2 separate regions of the Homo sapiens genome follow, and region 1 is linked to region 2. Evidence: chromatin contacts called from ENCODE Hi-C data. All regions are on one chromosome and are shown on one strand. The core of a region is the stretch at or near the end of the contact, and the rest is flanking DNA. Distances in the headings are between cores, read along the strand shown. Region 1 holds the start of LRP8 (LDL receptor related protein 8). Region 2 overlaps ZYG11A (zyg-11 family member A, cell cycle regulator).

Region 1 (2,700 bases), core at 1-2,500, 470 kb after region 2:
CCCCACCGTTCCTTTTCTCTCCCCGGGTCTGAGCTCCCTGGCCCGCCACTCACGGCAGTCGTCCTCGTCGCTGTGGTCTAAGCAGTCATCGTCCTCGTCGCATCTCCACACAGAGGGGATGCAGCGCTCGTTCCGGCACTGGAATTGGTCCTTTTCGCAATCCTTGGCCGGCCCTGCGAGGGGGAGGGAGCGTGAGCTGGATCAGCGGACTCGGCCCCACTCCCCACCATGCAGTCCGGGCCACCCGGAAGGACCCGCTGGGGAGGAGGAAAGGGGGCGATTATGGAGACCCCGGGGGCTTCAGGCACACTCCATCCAAAGGGAGGGCACGATGGCAGGGGTTCCGTGGATGTCGGGCCGCTCGGTGGCACGGCGAGACCAGGCACCTACTTAAAGTGTCACACGACCTGGGTATACCCTCCATTCAGACGCACTCACCCGCACACGCGACCCATAGTCAGAGATCTGCTCAGATACAGCCCATAGGGAGTCCCCGCGCCCGCGCGCCAGGCGCAGTGGGAGCCGCAGGCACATCACCCTGGCAGGCAGCCCCCTCTCTCTCCGCCGCGCGCAGGGGTCTGCGGAAACGCATTGTCAAGCGGAGAAGCCGCCCGGCTCTGCTCATTACCGCCGCGGAGCGCGCGTGTCAAATAAACCCCAACGGCGAGAATCACACAGCTCATCCGGAACCATGAATGGCCGCCCCTCCGGCAAAGTTCCCCGCTGGCCAAGCCCCCCTGCACCCCTCCCCCAAGATCCGCTGCCCAGAGGGCAGAGCCCTCAACACCGAGGCCCGCGGGGGCGGGGGGCCGAGGGCAAATTCAGGAATAGCCGCTTCGCGTGGAGCCTGTCCGCCCGGGAGCCCCCGATAGCCCCGGGTTCTGGACCCCTCCCCGCTCCGGCCTCCCGGCCGCGCTTTGTTGGTGGCTAGGGCGGAGCAGAGCCGAGTCAGAGACCGGCTGCACGCACCTTGGCCGCCGAGCAGCGGATCAGCCGCTGCCGCCGCAAGATGCTGGAGCTGCAGCAGCAGCAGCAGCAGCAGCAGCAGCAGCAGCGCCAGAAGCCGGAGAGGGCCCGGCTCGGGGAGGCCCATGGCGGGCCCGGGGCTCCGGCCGCCGCGCCCCGCGCTCCCCGCGCCGCCGCCGCCGCGTCTCAGCCCTCCGAGTCCTTGCCGCGGCGCCGGGGTTGCCGCTGCCCCCGCCGCCGCCGCCGCCGCCGCTGCCGCCCGCCCCGGCTCCTCGGCTGCATTTCAAGCAGGTTCGGTGACGCTCGGCGGCGGGGCGGGCTCAGGCTGGGCGCGCGGCCCCGGCCCTGGGCGGCCGCCGCCAGCGCGCGCGCTCCCTCCCGCTGCCGCCTCCGCCCCACGCTCCCCCTGCCGCCGCCTCCTCGCCCTCCTCCCTCCTGTCTTTCGTCCACTCTTCTCTCAGCGGGCGCTCCACGGCCCTGCTCTGGGCTCGCCTGAGTGCTGGGCTCTGCAGACGCAGGGATGGGCCAGGCGAGCCCCTCACCACGGAGGTAGCAGGTCCAGAGGAAGCAGCAGAGGCTTCCTGGAGGAGGTGACAGGCGGATCAGAGGCTGAGGGATGTCTAGGAGTGAGCCTGGGCGGGAGGGGAAATGATGTTACAGGACGAACAGGCCTGTGCAGTGTGCGCGTGGGGCGGGGGAGGGAGGGATAGGGGTGAGATCCCAAGATGTGGATGAGCAGGGAGAAGCTGGGGGCGCAGGGCTGGACCCCTGCACCTGTCATGGGCTCCGGCTGGGATATTATAAATCCCTGTGGCTGGTTTGGTTTCCGTGCCATGTGCATCTGTGCATGTTGCACGCTCATGTGATCATGGGGACGTGAGGCAGGTGGATTGGGCCTGGTGCACAGACTATTCATCGTCGTTAAGTACGCTCCAGGCCCCTAGTCAGAGGGGCAACCAGGGGGGGCCCGCAGGGAAGACAAGGAATCCTCGCTGTGATGGAGAAAGACGAGGTCTGTGGGGCGGGCCGGGCGGGGGGGAAGGGGAGGGCACGGAAGGGATGCCATCCCTGCCGCTAGGGGCCGCGCACCTAGGCCCGCGCTGTCCGCCCCTGCTGTCTTCTGCAGGAAGGAGAAGGCACCTCTTCCTCTGGAGGGCTGCAGCCCGCCTCACCCACACTGGGGAGAATGGGTGCGGAGAGCGAGCTGGGATTCGATTTCAGCCTCAGACTTGTGAGCCGGGTCCAACCCACACAACCTTCTTTAGAGAATGAGATTCCAGGGCATTGGCCACTCAAAACAACCGGCCTGCAGGTGCCAAGAGCCAGTGTTAGGTCCACCCTCCCTCCCCTCTTGCCCCTTCACCTCCCTCGCGGATGGGCAGGTGCTGTTAGCCCTTGGCCTGGAAACCACCCTGTCTCCTCAGCAGCCTCCTGAGCCGTAGTCCCCCAAAGGGCAGCCCAGCGGCAATATCTGTGGCCACCCCACCAGAAAGGGACTTAGATCCCCAGAGAGCCCGGCACGGTGCTCCTGCCATCATCACCCCTCCTGTCCCTTGTTCATTCAGTCATTCAGCAAGCATTTCAGGCCCTGTTCTGTGCCAACCCTGTGCTGGGCCTGCGGGTACCAAGGTGAATCAGGCATGGTGCCAGCCCCGGAGAGGTCCCTGACCTGTGGGGAGACAGACCATTAGCACACAGACAACGAAATGCAGGCGTCCTTTCACCTATATGTGC
Region 2 (2,742 bases), core at 68-2,567:
GGGTGTCCGTATATGTGTGAGTCTGTTACTGGGCTCTTTATTTTTTATTTTTTTTGAGACGGAGTCTTGCTCTGTCGCCCAGGCTGGAGTGCAGTGACACGATCTCTGCTCACTGCAATCTCCGCCTCCCGGGTTCACGCCATTCTCCTGCCTCAGGCTCCAGAGTAGCTGGGACTATAGGCACCCACCACCACGCCTGGCTAATTTTTTGTATTTTTAGTAGAGATGGTGTTTCACCGTGTTAGCCAGGATAGTCTCGATCTCCTGACCTCGTGATCTGCCTGCCTCATCCTTCCAAAGTGCTAGGATTACAGGTGTGAGCCACCACGCCCAGCTGGGCTCTTTATTTTTATCTGTTTGTGTATTGCCTTTTTTTTTTTTTTTTTTTTTTTTTTTTGAGACAGAGTCTCGGTCTGTCACCCAGGCTGGAGTGCAGTGGTGTGATCTCGGCTCACTGCAACCTCTGCCTCCCGGGTTCAAGTGATTCTCCTGGCTCAGCCTCCCTAGTAGCTGGGACTATAGGCGTGCACCACCACGCCCATCTAATTTTTGTACTTTTAGTAGAGATGAGGATTTACCATGTTGGCCAGGCTGGTCTTGAACTCCTGACCTCAGGTGATCTGCCCACTTTGGCCTCCCAAAGTATTGGGATTACAGGCCTGAGCCATTGTGCCCCGGCCTACTGTCTTGATTACTATAACTTTATATGAAGTCTTGAAATTGGGTAATGTGACTTCTTCAACTGTTATTCTGTTTCATAATTGTTTTGGTTATTCTAGGTTCTTTGTATTTCCATATAAATCATAAAAGCAACTTGTCAATATCTACAAAAAGGACTACTGGTATTTTAGTTGGGATTGCATTAAATCTGTAGGTCAGTTTGAGGAAAATTGCCGTTTAATAACGTTGAGTCTCATGTTGTTTTAAAAAATAGAGGCGAGGTCTCACTATGTTGTCCAGGCTGGTCTCGTAGTCCTGGGCTCAAGCAACCCTTGAGCCTCAGACTCCCAAAGTGTTGGGATTACAGGCATTAGCCACCACGCCTGGCGCTAGTCTCCTGATTCTTGAATCCTGTATATCTCTGCATTTATTTAGATCTTTACTTTCTCTCAGCATATTTTGTCATGTAGCTGGGACTACAGGCGCCTGCCACCACGCCTGGCTAATTTTTGTAATTTTAGTAGAGATGGGGTTTCACCATATTGTTCAGGCTGGTCTCTACTCCTGACCTCGGGTGATTCACCTGCCTCAGCCTCACAAAGTGCTGGGATTACAGGCGTGAGCCACTGCGCCTGGCCAACACCTGGAACATTTAATTGAACATTTGTTGTTATTGTCTTAAACACTGGATGCCCCAAAAACCCTGTGGTTAAAAATGAATGGTGAAAAAATATGAATGGTGAAACCTGTTTGGTAACATCTTTATTTTCAGGTTGCTGGAGGAGCCAGTATGAGTCAGATTTCAGAAGCACTGAGCCGATACAGGAACAGATCATGTTTTGTGAAGGAAGCCCTCCACAGGCTGTTCACAGAGACATTTTCAATGGAGGTAACCATGCCTGCTATTTTAAAGGTAATTGAAGGAAGACAATTTTTACTATTACTTCTTAACTTGGTTCAATTAATAATTGTTCACGAACCACACTGAATATAATAAATTATATGCTTTATTCTATAGTGAGTCAAGTGCTCTCATAGAGCAAAGAATGTTAAGCTTAGCTGCCAAAGTGTCTTTTGCTTTGAGCATCTGGATTTATGTGGAATAAATTAGAATCAAAACAGTTAAAATTTGGTCTAAGTAAGGGAATAATAGGATCATGTGGCTTTCTGAAAGAAAACAAGTGCAGAACAAAATAAAAATAATTAAGGGTGGCCAAATCTACCACTTGAAGTATTTTGTGAATGACATAAAGTTGCTTTTATCGATATAGCCAAACTTAGCTTTGGTTTAGGGAAGGATGCGTTTTATTGTAAATGTAATTACAAGTATTAAGAGGCTTGGGAAAGAAAACTTCAGTTATTTATTTTTCTTTTATACATGTGTTTATTTGAAAATTGTTGTTTTTAGTGAAACATAACAATGAAAGGTCTTAAGAAAAACCTTGTCTTTATTTGTAATTTTTTGCAATTCCTTAAAAATGTGGATATTTTCCCAGCACTTTGGGAGGCCGAAGCGGGTGGATCACGAGGTCAAGAGATTGAGACCATCCTGGCCAACATGGTGAAACCCCGTCTCCACTAAAAACAATACAAAAATTTGGTGGGCGTGGTGGCGCACTCCTATAGTCCCAGCTACTTGGGAGACTGAGGCAGGAGAATCGCTGGAACTCGGGAGGTGGAGGTTGCAGTGAGCCGAGATTGTGCCATTGCACTCCCTCCTGGTGACAGAGCGAGACTCAAAAAAAAATATTTTTACAGCATGGGAGATTAACTTTATTTACAGCTCAAAAGCTGTATAAAGAAAAACTCTGGGTCAGCTGTGGTGGCTCATGCCTGTAATCCCACCACTTTGGTTGGGAGGCCGAGATGGGAGGATTTCCTGGGGCCAGGAGTTCAAGACTAGCCTGATCAACATTAGTAAGACCCTGTCTCTACAAAAATTTAGAAAAAGAAAAAAAATTAGCTTCTGGCTGGGCACCATGGCTCACGCCTGTAATCCCAGCACTTTTTGGGAGGCTGAGGTGGACAGATCACCTGAGGTCAGGAATTTGAACAGCCTGGCCAACATGGTAGAACCCCGTC

The links. A loop is a pair of places that touch in the nucleus more often than their neighbours do. Pooled maps may share reads with other maps.
Region 1: a pooled map shows a loop between it and region 2 (4-fold over the local background). The contact joins the promoter of LRP8 here to the enhancer-like site in region 2. A Hi-C loop is called at or near these places in 2 of 37 single-sample maps with no recorded cell type and 2 of 50 pooled maps.

Annotation. Positions count from the first base shown.
Region 1 is chr1:53,326,820-53,329,519 of GRCh38, forward strand. LRP8 (LDL receptor related protein 8) reads right to left here and starts at 1,251. Exons shown (of 19, transcript NM_004631.5): 1 at 970-1,251; 2 at 54-173. The coding sequence starts at 1,093. It overlaps LRP8-DT (LRP8 divergent transcript), which reads left to right and starts at 1,414. Exons shown (of 3, transcript NR_131923.1): 1 at 1,414-1,556. RefSeq lists silencers at 1-232, 748-917, 968-1,117, 1,188-1,387 and enhancers at 298-407, 1,458-1,687.
Region 2 is chr1:52,859,299-52,862,040 of GRCh38, forward strand. It overlaps ZYG11A (zyg-11 family member A, cell cycle regulator), which reads left to right. Exons shown (of 14, transcript NM_001004339.3): 4 at 1,433-1,573. Among named protein-coding and RNA genes, the nearest start is that of ZYG11A, 18 kb to the left of the region's middle. Within about 2 kb of position 1,318, at least 3 of the 41 ENCODE cell types and tissues checked have a DNase peak (open chromatin) inside an H3K27ac peak, as active enhancers do.